2 separate regions of the Homo sapiens genome follow, and region 1 is linked to region 2. A link is an interaction called in ENCODE POLR2A ChIA-PET data of the cell type or tissue named here. Cell type or tissue: Caco-2. All regions are shown on one strand.

The links. Peaks named below come from ENCODE experiments on the same cell type or tissue, not always from the same donor. Only the 100,000 strongest peaks of a DNase experiment are listed, where the experiment ranks them.
Region 1: POLR2A ChIA-PET joins it to region 2 with 5 read pairs; 2 of 35 experiments call an interaction of 5 or more read pairs at or near these places.

Annotation. Positions count from the first base shown.
Region 1 is chr20:62,411,201-62,415,200 of GRCh38, reverse strand. RBBP8NL (RBBP8 N-terminal like) reads left to right here. Exons shown (of 14, transcript NM_080833.3): 9 at 1-80; 10 at 645-1,380; 11 at 1,656-1,800; 12 at 2,301-2,371; 13 at 2,448-2,577. Among named protein-coding and RNA genes, the nearest start is that of CABLES2, 5.9 kb to the right of the region's middle. In Caco-2, no CTCF peak of the experiment used is centred here; a DNase peak (open chromatin) is centred at 2,381.
Region 2 is chr20:62,339,342-62,343,341 of GRCh38, reverse strand. The region is part of intron 11 of LAMA5 (laminin subunit alpha 5); the gene reads left to right. LOC124904946 (a long non-coding RNA gene) reads right to left here and starts at 3,368. Exons shown (of 2, transcript XR_007067699.1): 1 at 3,221-3,368. RefSeq lists an enhancer at 3,179-3,308. In Caco-2, no CTCF peak of the experiment used is centred here; no DNase peak of the experiment used is centred here.

The sequences.
Region 1 (4,000 bases), 72 kb before region 2:
GCCAATGGGACGCCCCCACCACTGCCCGCCAGGAGCAGCCCACCCAGCCCAGCGTATGAGCGTGGCCTCTCCCTGGACAGGTGCCCGCCTGCCCCACCCTCACCCAGAGTAGCCTCAGATGAGCTCTTCTCTCAGCCCCTGGTCCCAGGGCAGTCCCTCTGATTATCCCTCACAGCCCTGAACTTCTCTGGCTTGGCTTTTTCTGGGCACCCAGCCTGGAGCAAAGTTCCCACGTGGACACCTCCAGAGTGGCCAGGCCTGGGGCGTGGGGGCAGGGGATGTGGACATTGTCTGAGAACAAGTAGGGTGTGGAGGGTGGACAGGTGGCTAGGACCCTCCAGGTGAGGAGCAGGGGGCCGATGTCCCTGCCAAGAAGACACGGAGGCCTCGGCATCTGGCCCCACCTTGGAGCCCAGACCACAGGCCACCTCTGGCCAGGTCCACACAGCATGGCCTCCAGAGCTGGGGGCTGAGCCTCCCCTCCCTCCACTACCTGCCATGGGACCCATGCAGCTTGCTGCACCTCTCTGGACCTCAGTTTCCTCGCCTGTGGAGTGGGTGCCTGTCGTCTCTCCCTCTCAGGGCTCGCTGGGACGGTCACGGCTCCACACAGCCATGGTCATTCGGCTTCTCCTCCCTCACAGCTTCCTGCGGGCCTCCCGGCCCTCCGCCATGACCCATGAGGCCCCGAAGCTCTCCCCGAAGGTGGACCGGCTCTGCCTCCTAAACCGCCCCCTGTCCCTGCACCTTCAGAGCCCCCACAGCAGCCCCCTGGCCCCTGCTGCAGCCCCCAGCGACCCCCGGCTCCAGGACCTGAAGGCCAGAGAAGCAGAGGCCTGGGAGGAGCCCACAGAACTGCTGGGGCTGCCCAGTGCCCTGGCGGGCATGCAGGACCTTCGCCTGGAGGGGGCACTGCACCTGCTCCTGGCCCAGCAGCAGCTGCGGGCTAGGGCCAGGGCAGGCAGTGTCAGGCCAAGGGGCCAGCCCACACCCGGGGAGATGCTGCCCTCCCTACCAGTCGGCTCAGACTCTGAGGGCCCTGAGAATGAGGGGACCAGGGCAGCTCTGGCCGCAGCAGGCCTGTCTGGAGGGCGGCACACACAGCCTGCAGGCCCGGGCCGCGCCCAGAGGACAGAGGCTGCAGCCACGCAGGACTGTGCCCTAGACAAGCCCCTGGACCTCTCGGAGTGGGGCCGGGCCCGGGGCCAGGACACTCCCAAGCCGGCCGGCCAGCATGGGTCACTCAGCCCTGCCGCTGCCCACACTGCCAGCCCCGAGCCACCCACCCAGTCCGGACCCCTGACTCGCAGTCCCCAGGCACTCAGCAATGGCACCAAGGGGACCAGAGTGCCAGAGCAGGAGGAGGCTTCCACTCCCATGGTAAGGAGCCCGGTCCTGGCTCAGACCCGGTCCTCAGCCTCCACGTCCCCCACCCCGGGCCGGCCTCCCCCCAGACCTCGGGCTGCTCTTTTCCCTCTGCCCACCAAGTTGTTTCCCAGGGAGAAAGCGAGGCTGCCTCATCCACACTATAAAGGGAAAGGCAGGCCCCTCCACCAGCTGCAGCCTCAAGAGGGGTCCCACCGGCTGTCCAGGGCTGAGTTGGCGGCAAGGAAGTCTCCCAAATAAACTCAAGCCACCTACTTGCCTCCCCCCAGGACCCCTCACGCCCACTTCCAGGGTCCCAGCTCAGCCTGTCCTCTCCAGGCAGTACAGAAGATGAAGACACAGGGAGGCCTCTGCCACCTCCCCACCCACAGCCGCCTCCCCACCCACAGCCGCCTGACCTGGACGGCCACCCAGGTACAGTCAGCACCTGGGGTCAGAGTCCAGCTGGGAGGTGTTTTCCCCACGGAGAGAGAGGGTGGTGGTCAGTGCCCACCAGGAGTGGGTGTCTCCAGGCCCAGCTCTGCCCTGCCGATCTGACGGGGCAACCCCAGGCTCCAGGGCTTGGCTCTTCCACCTGCAGACACCGGAGGAAGCCGAGGGCCTGGCAGGAGCCTCTCTAACAACACTCAGTGAGGGGGAAAAGCACCTTAGCAATTAGGGCTGGCAAGCAGGCTGTGAGTGCCCCATCATGCAGCATCCAAGCCAGGGGCGGGAACCCCAACTGATGGGGACACTAGGCCTGGGCCCAAACCCCAGTCGGCCTCCTGTCAGCCAGTGCCCTGGGGCAGGTCACTTGGCCCTCCGTGCCTCAGTTTCCCCATCTGCAGAGTTGGCTCCACCCATCCTAGTCTGGCAGGCTCGGGAGACTCCCGGTGCCACCAGCCTGGCCTGACCCCACACTCTGCATCCTTCAGAGCCCAGCAAGGCTGAAGTGCTGAGACCAGAGTCCGACGAACTGGATGAGACAGACACCCCAGGCAGCGAGGTGGGTCCAGGCCACACACTCAGCAGGGCAGGGCCAGGAGGCAGTCCTCCTCGTGACCACACCCCCTTCTCCCCAGGTGGGCCTGAGCTCCCAGGCGGAGGCCACTACGAGCACGACCGGGGAGGGGCCTGAGTGCATCTGCACCCAGGAGCACGGGCAGGGTCCACCACGGAAGAGGAAGCGGGCCTCGGAGCCTGGGGACAAAGGTACAGCTGGCATGGGGCAGGTGCAGGGAAGGGGGCGAGGGGAGCCACAGCACCCACCTCTCCCCAGTGCCACCTCTCCTCCTGGCTGCCTGGAGAATGGCAGCCTCAGAATGATGGAGCCAAAAATGAACCTCAACCCTCCCCAAATGAACCCCACAGAGGAGGGCGAGGGTGGCCGGAGTGAGTCCTTCCTGTGCAGCCTCTGACTGTGTAGGTTGGTGTCAGGTCCTTCCAAATCTGAGCCTCAGTCTCCTCGCCTGTAAGGGGGCTGACATTAGGGATCGTAGGAGATTTCGGTGAGAGAAGGAGCCAGGGGATGGTCATTGTCCCCACCATCATCCTGGAAGGAAGGGTGTCCTGGTGCACAGGATAAGCCGCTGCCACAAGGAGCAGATCCCCAGGGCCCCTTGTCCACCTGCAGACAGGGTCAGCGCAGAAGGCACAGCCCCGAGGGGCATGGGGGCACGTTTGCTCCCCTGGGGAATTGCGGACGGCTCCAGTGTTTGCCAAGGGCAGTGTCCTTGGACCCAGCTCCTCCCAGTAATGCCGGCAGGAGCCTCGGCCCTGGTCCGAGGGTATCGGGACAACTTTTCACTTCCTGCTCTGGGCTCAATGGCAGCTCCAGCTGGGGTCCAGGAGCCCATGAGAGACTTTGAACACCTAATTGTATGGCCCTGGTTTTTCTCCGGGCAAGGCCCGCAGGCAGCAGGCGGGGTGGTGCCGCCACTGTGTGCCATTGTTGCCGGCAGGTGGCCATGGCCTGCGTCTGCCCGGAGCGGCAGTAGAGACCAGCACGGCCCTTATTTGAGGCACTTCCTGCTGAGTGGGTGGAAATGGCCCCGGGGGGTGCAGTCTGTGAGCCAGCACACCCTTGTGCTCCTACCTGAGCCGGGACCAGGGACGCTGGCAGGGGCTCCTGAGAAACTGCTGTGGCGATCAGTGAGAGCAGGTCCCTGCCCAGCATGAGCACAGCTCAGCGCCAGAGCCAGCATCCTCGTGCCTAGTGCCCCAGAAGAGTGGGTGCAGCTGTGGCTGCCTGTGAGCCTTATGACCCTGCCCAGCAGGTAGGATCATCACTGTTTGGCTGGTGCAGAAATTGAGGCTGAGAGGGGAGAGGTCACTTGCCCAAGGTCACAGGTCTGGGACTTGTGTCAGGATTCAAACCTGACCCATTCAACTCAGAGCCTGAGCTTGCTGTGCCTCAGAGATGGCCTAAGCCCAGCATCTCGGCAGGATCCCCGTCCCCGGACCATCGCAGGAACCAGGCGCCCCTCCCATGTGGCCCTAGCCCGGGGGCAGGCCTGCTGAGGCCCGCAGCCAGTGTCAGGCCAGCCAGTATGGCCTGGCTCCCTCCAAGGCAGGAAGGGGGCCACTGGGGTCAGTGCCGTGTTCGGGGTCACACAATGGGGAGAGTGTCCACCCT
Region 2 (4,000 bases):
GTAGATGCTCCTCCCTTACCCAGGAATTCTCTTGTCTGCTGGTTCTGTGATGGTTTTTTTATGTGGAAATGTTTAGTTTTTCATCAATAGTGTAAACCAGGGGTCAACAAACTGTCGGAAAAGGCCCAGACGGTAAATGTCATAGACTGAGGGCCGTGTGGTCCCTGTGGGGAAACTCCTCAGCTCTACCGTTACCAGCTGTAGCTTGCAAGCAGCCATAGAACGCGTATTCATGAGTGGGGTTGGCGGCGTTCCAATAAAACTTTATTTACAAAAGCAAGCGAGGAGTCCATAGACTAGTTTGCTAATCCCTGGTGTAAACTGACAATTTATCTTTTCGCTACTGGGCCATAGTAAGCACTCAGTAATTACCTGTGGCTGTACAGTATTCACTTTCAATGTGTTCATTACAATGAATTGTATTGTCTTTCCTAATGGGGACACAGTGTTGAACATCAATATTTTATTTTGTCTAAATTCACAAGTGAGATTGTTTTGGTTTTGTAAAATACTTGGGAAATCATCCACACTTTTTTATGCTCCCAATCAGTTTAAAAATCACAGAAATTATTTACTTGTTAAAAGTCTGGTCAAACTTACAAAACCCTTTAGTCCTGATACCTGTTTTTCTTTTCTTTTTTTTTTGTTTTTTTGTTTTTGTTTGAGACGGAGTCTCGCTCTGTCGCCCAGACTGGAGTGCAGTGGCACGATCTCGGCTCACTGCAAGCTCTGCCTTCCAGGTTCACGCCATTCTCCTGCCTCAGCCTCCTGAGTAGCTGGGACTACAGGTGCCCGCCACCACGCCCGGCTAATTTTTTTGTACTTTTAGTAGAGATGGGGTTTCACCGTGTTAAAGCAGGATGGTCTCGATCTCCTGACCTCATGATCCACCCGTCTTGGCCTCCCAAAGTGCTGGGATTACAGGTGTGAGCCACTGAGCCTGGTCTCTGATACCTGTTTTTCAACAGAGATCTTAAATTAAGGTTTTAATGTATTCTGTGGCTATTGTATTCAATTTTCTACCTCATCTTTTTTTTTTGAGATGGAGTTTCACTCTGTCGTCCAGGCTGGAGTGCAGTTGCACGATCTCGGCTCACTTCAACCTCTGCCTCCTGGGTTCAAGCGATTCTCCTGCCTCAGTCTCCCGAGTAGCTGGGATTACAGGCACCTGCCACCACGCCTGGCCAATTTTTTGTATTTTTAGTAGAGACGGGGTTTCACCATGTTGGCCAGGCTGGTCTTGAACTCTGACCACAAGTGATCCACCTGCCTCGGCCTCCCAAAGTGCTGGTATTACAGGCATGAGCCACCACGCCTGGCCAGTTTTCTTCCTCATCTTAAGTCAGGTTTGATTATTTGTATTAGCAAATTGTGTATTTTGTTTGGATTTTTTAATGTATTGACATAAAGTTATGCACAGTGGCCTGTTATAAAGTTAAAATTTCTGTTCATTTCTATTCTCGTCTATTTTTATTTTTATTTTCTTTCTTCTTCTTTTTTTTTTTTTTTTTTTTTGGTTGATCAGACCTAACAGAGGTTCGTTGAGTTTATTGGTCTGTTCGAAGTACAGGTGCAGTTCTCTTGATAAGACCTGCTGAGGTTTTTCTTTCTTTAGTTGGGAGGAGAGATTTTCCTTTCTAATATTCAATTTCTTTAATCCACTTTCTTTGATTTATCACTTTTTTAAAATAGCTTCTTGAGTTATTATTTTTAGTCTGTCTTCATTCCCAACAAAAAGGCTTAAAGCAGTGGTTCTCAGCCAGTGGTGACTTTGATGCACAGGAAGCATTCGATGATGTCTGGAGACATTTTTGGTTGTGACGATTGATGGATGTAACTGATCCAGTGGGTAGAGGCTAGGGATGCTGGGAACCTCCTACAACACAGGACTGCTCCTGCACACATAACAAAGAGTTATCCAGCCTGGACTGTCAGTAGTCCTGAGGCTGGGAAACTCTAGTTTAAAGCTATAAATTTTCCTCAGAGTATACCTTTGGCTAGGTATCTTGTAGTTTGAGATGTGGGGTGTCCTCATTGCTGTGTTTTTTTTAAATAGTCTATCATTTGGGGTTTTATTTTCTTTCAACCCGTCACTGTTCAAGGTGCTGAGGTTTCCCTCCTGTCCTTTTCGTGGTGTGCAGTTCTGGTTTTGCTGCATCGTGGTTAGACTTGGCACACTGATAGTTTCTGCCTTTTGTCTTTGGAATTTGAGATTTTCTTTGTTTCTAACCTAGAATGTGACGACTTTTATTTTTTAATTTTATTTATTTATTTATTTATTTATTTATTTATTTATTTATTTTGACACAGAGTCTCACTCTGTCACCCAGGCTGGCGTCCAGTTGCACGATCTCGGCTCACTGCAACCACCACCTCCTAGGTTCAAGCGATTCTCCTGCCTCAGCCTCCCGAGTAGCTGGGACTGATTATAGGCGCCCACCACCATACTTGGGTAATTTTTGTATTTTTAGTAGAGATGGGGTTTTACCATGTTGGCCAGGCTGATCTCGAACTCCTGACCTCAGTTGATCCACCCACCTCAGCCTCCTAAAGTGCTAGGATTACAGGCATGAGCCACTGCGCCTGGCAGTTTCTGCCTTTTGTTTTTGGAATTTGAGATTTTCTTTGTTTCTAATCCAGAATGTGACCACTTTTAGATTGTTCCAGGAACATTGGACAGGAATGTGTGTTCTCTATGGAGTACCGATTTGGCATGTTAAAGCAGACTTGTGGCCAGGTGCGATGGCTCACGCCTGTAATCCCAGCACTTTGGGAGGCTGAGGTGGGCAGGTCACCTGAGGTCGGGAGTTCGAGACGAGCCTGACCAACATGGAGAAACCCCGTCTCTACTAAAAATACAAAATAAGCTGTGCATGGTGGCGCATGCCTGTAATCCCAGCTACTCGGGAGGCTGAGGCGGGAGAATGGCTCGAACCCGGGAGGTAGGGTTTGCAGTGAGCTGAGATGGCGCCACTGCACTCCAGCCTGGGCAACAAGAACGAAACTCCATTTCAAAAAAAAAAAAAAAAAAAAAAACAAAGGAGGCTTGTTCATTATGCTCTTCAAACCCACAGTACCCTTGCTCAATTTCTGTCCCTCTGAGCTGTCACAGTCTACCTATGTATCTCCATCCAGTCTTTGTCTCTCTCTGACTCTGGTTTGCCAAATTCTCCTTGCCATTTTAATAGTTTTAGCTTCCCTCACCTCCAGGACACGTTACCTGCTCCTAGAGATTCGTTTCTGCTGCCCGTTGGGTGACATGCCTGAGCTTCCCTCTGTCTCGTTACCGCTGTGCCTTCCGTCCTCACTCCTCTGTGTTTGCGTCCACCCCAGCTCCCTGCACACAGCTCTCGGTTTACCACCTGTCTGAGGCGTTGGTTTAAGGTACGCTCTTTCAAGAGGCTATGGCTGGAGTTTCCTCTTGGTCACGCTGACGTCTTCGGTTTTTATCTCATGAAGGAGACAGCGCAGCCCCACGATCGTCCTTGCCTCTGTCAGTTCTGGCTGGCTCCTGCCCTTGTATCATTTCTCCTTTTCTGCTGAAACATTTCCTTTCCTGACTTTCACAAGTTAGAGCAAGAAAACGTGCTTTGATTTTGGTTTTTGCTACTGTTTCCTCTCTGGGGAGGGTTTGCAAGCTCTCTTTCTGTGTTCTGGTCTGACCAGTGGTTACTCTTACATTTTTGACAAGTATTGAACCTTTATTTTTCTATCAGTAACAAAACTGAAGCGTGCTCACAACCCTCCTTTCATGCGTAAGTTAAGACATTTGATACATTCTTTCTACCTTCTTCCCAACACCTGACATTGTTTCTAAAGAAACTATAATTTTAATCCCAGCACTTTGGGAGGCCGAGGCAGGCGGATCACGTGGTCAGGAGATGGAGACCGTCCTGGCTAACATAGTGAAACCCCGTCTCTACTAAAAATACAAAAATTAGCCGGGCGTGGCAGCGTGCACCTGTAGTCCCAGCTGCTGGGGAGGCTGAGGCAGGAGAAT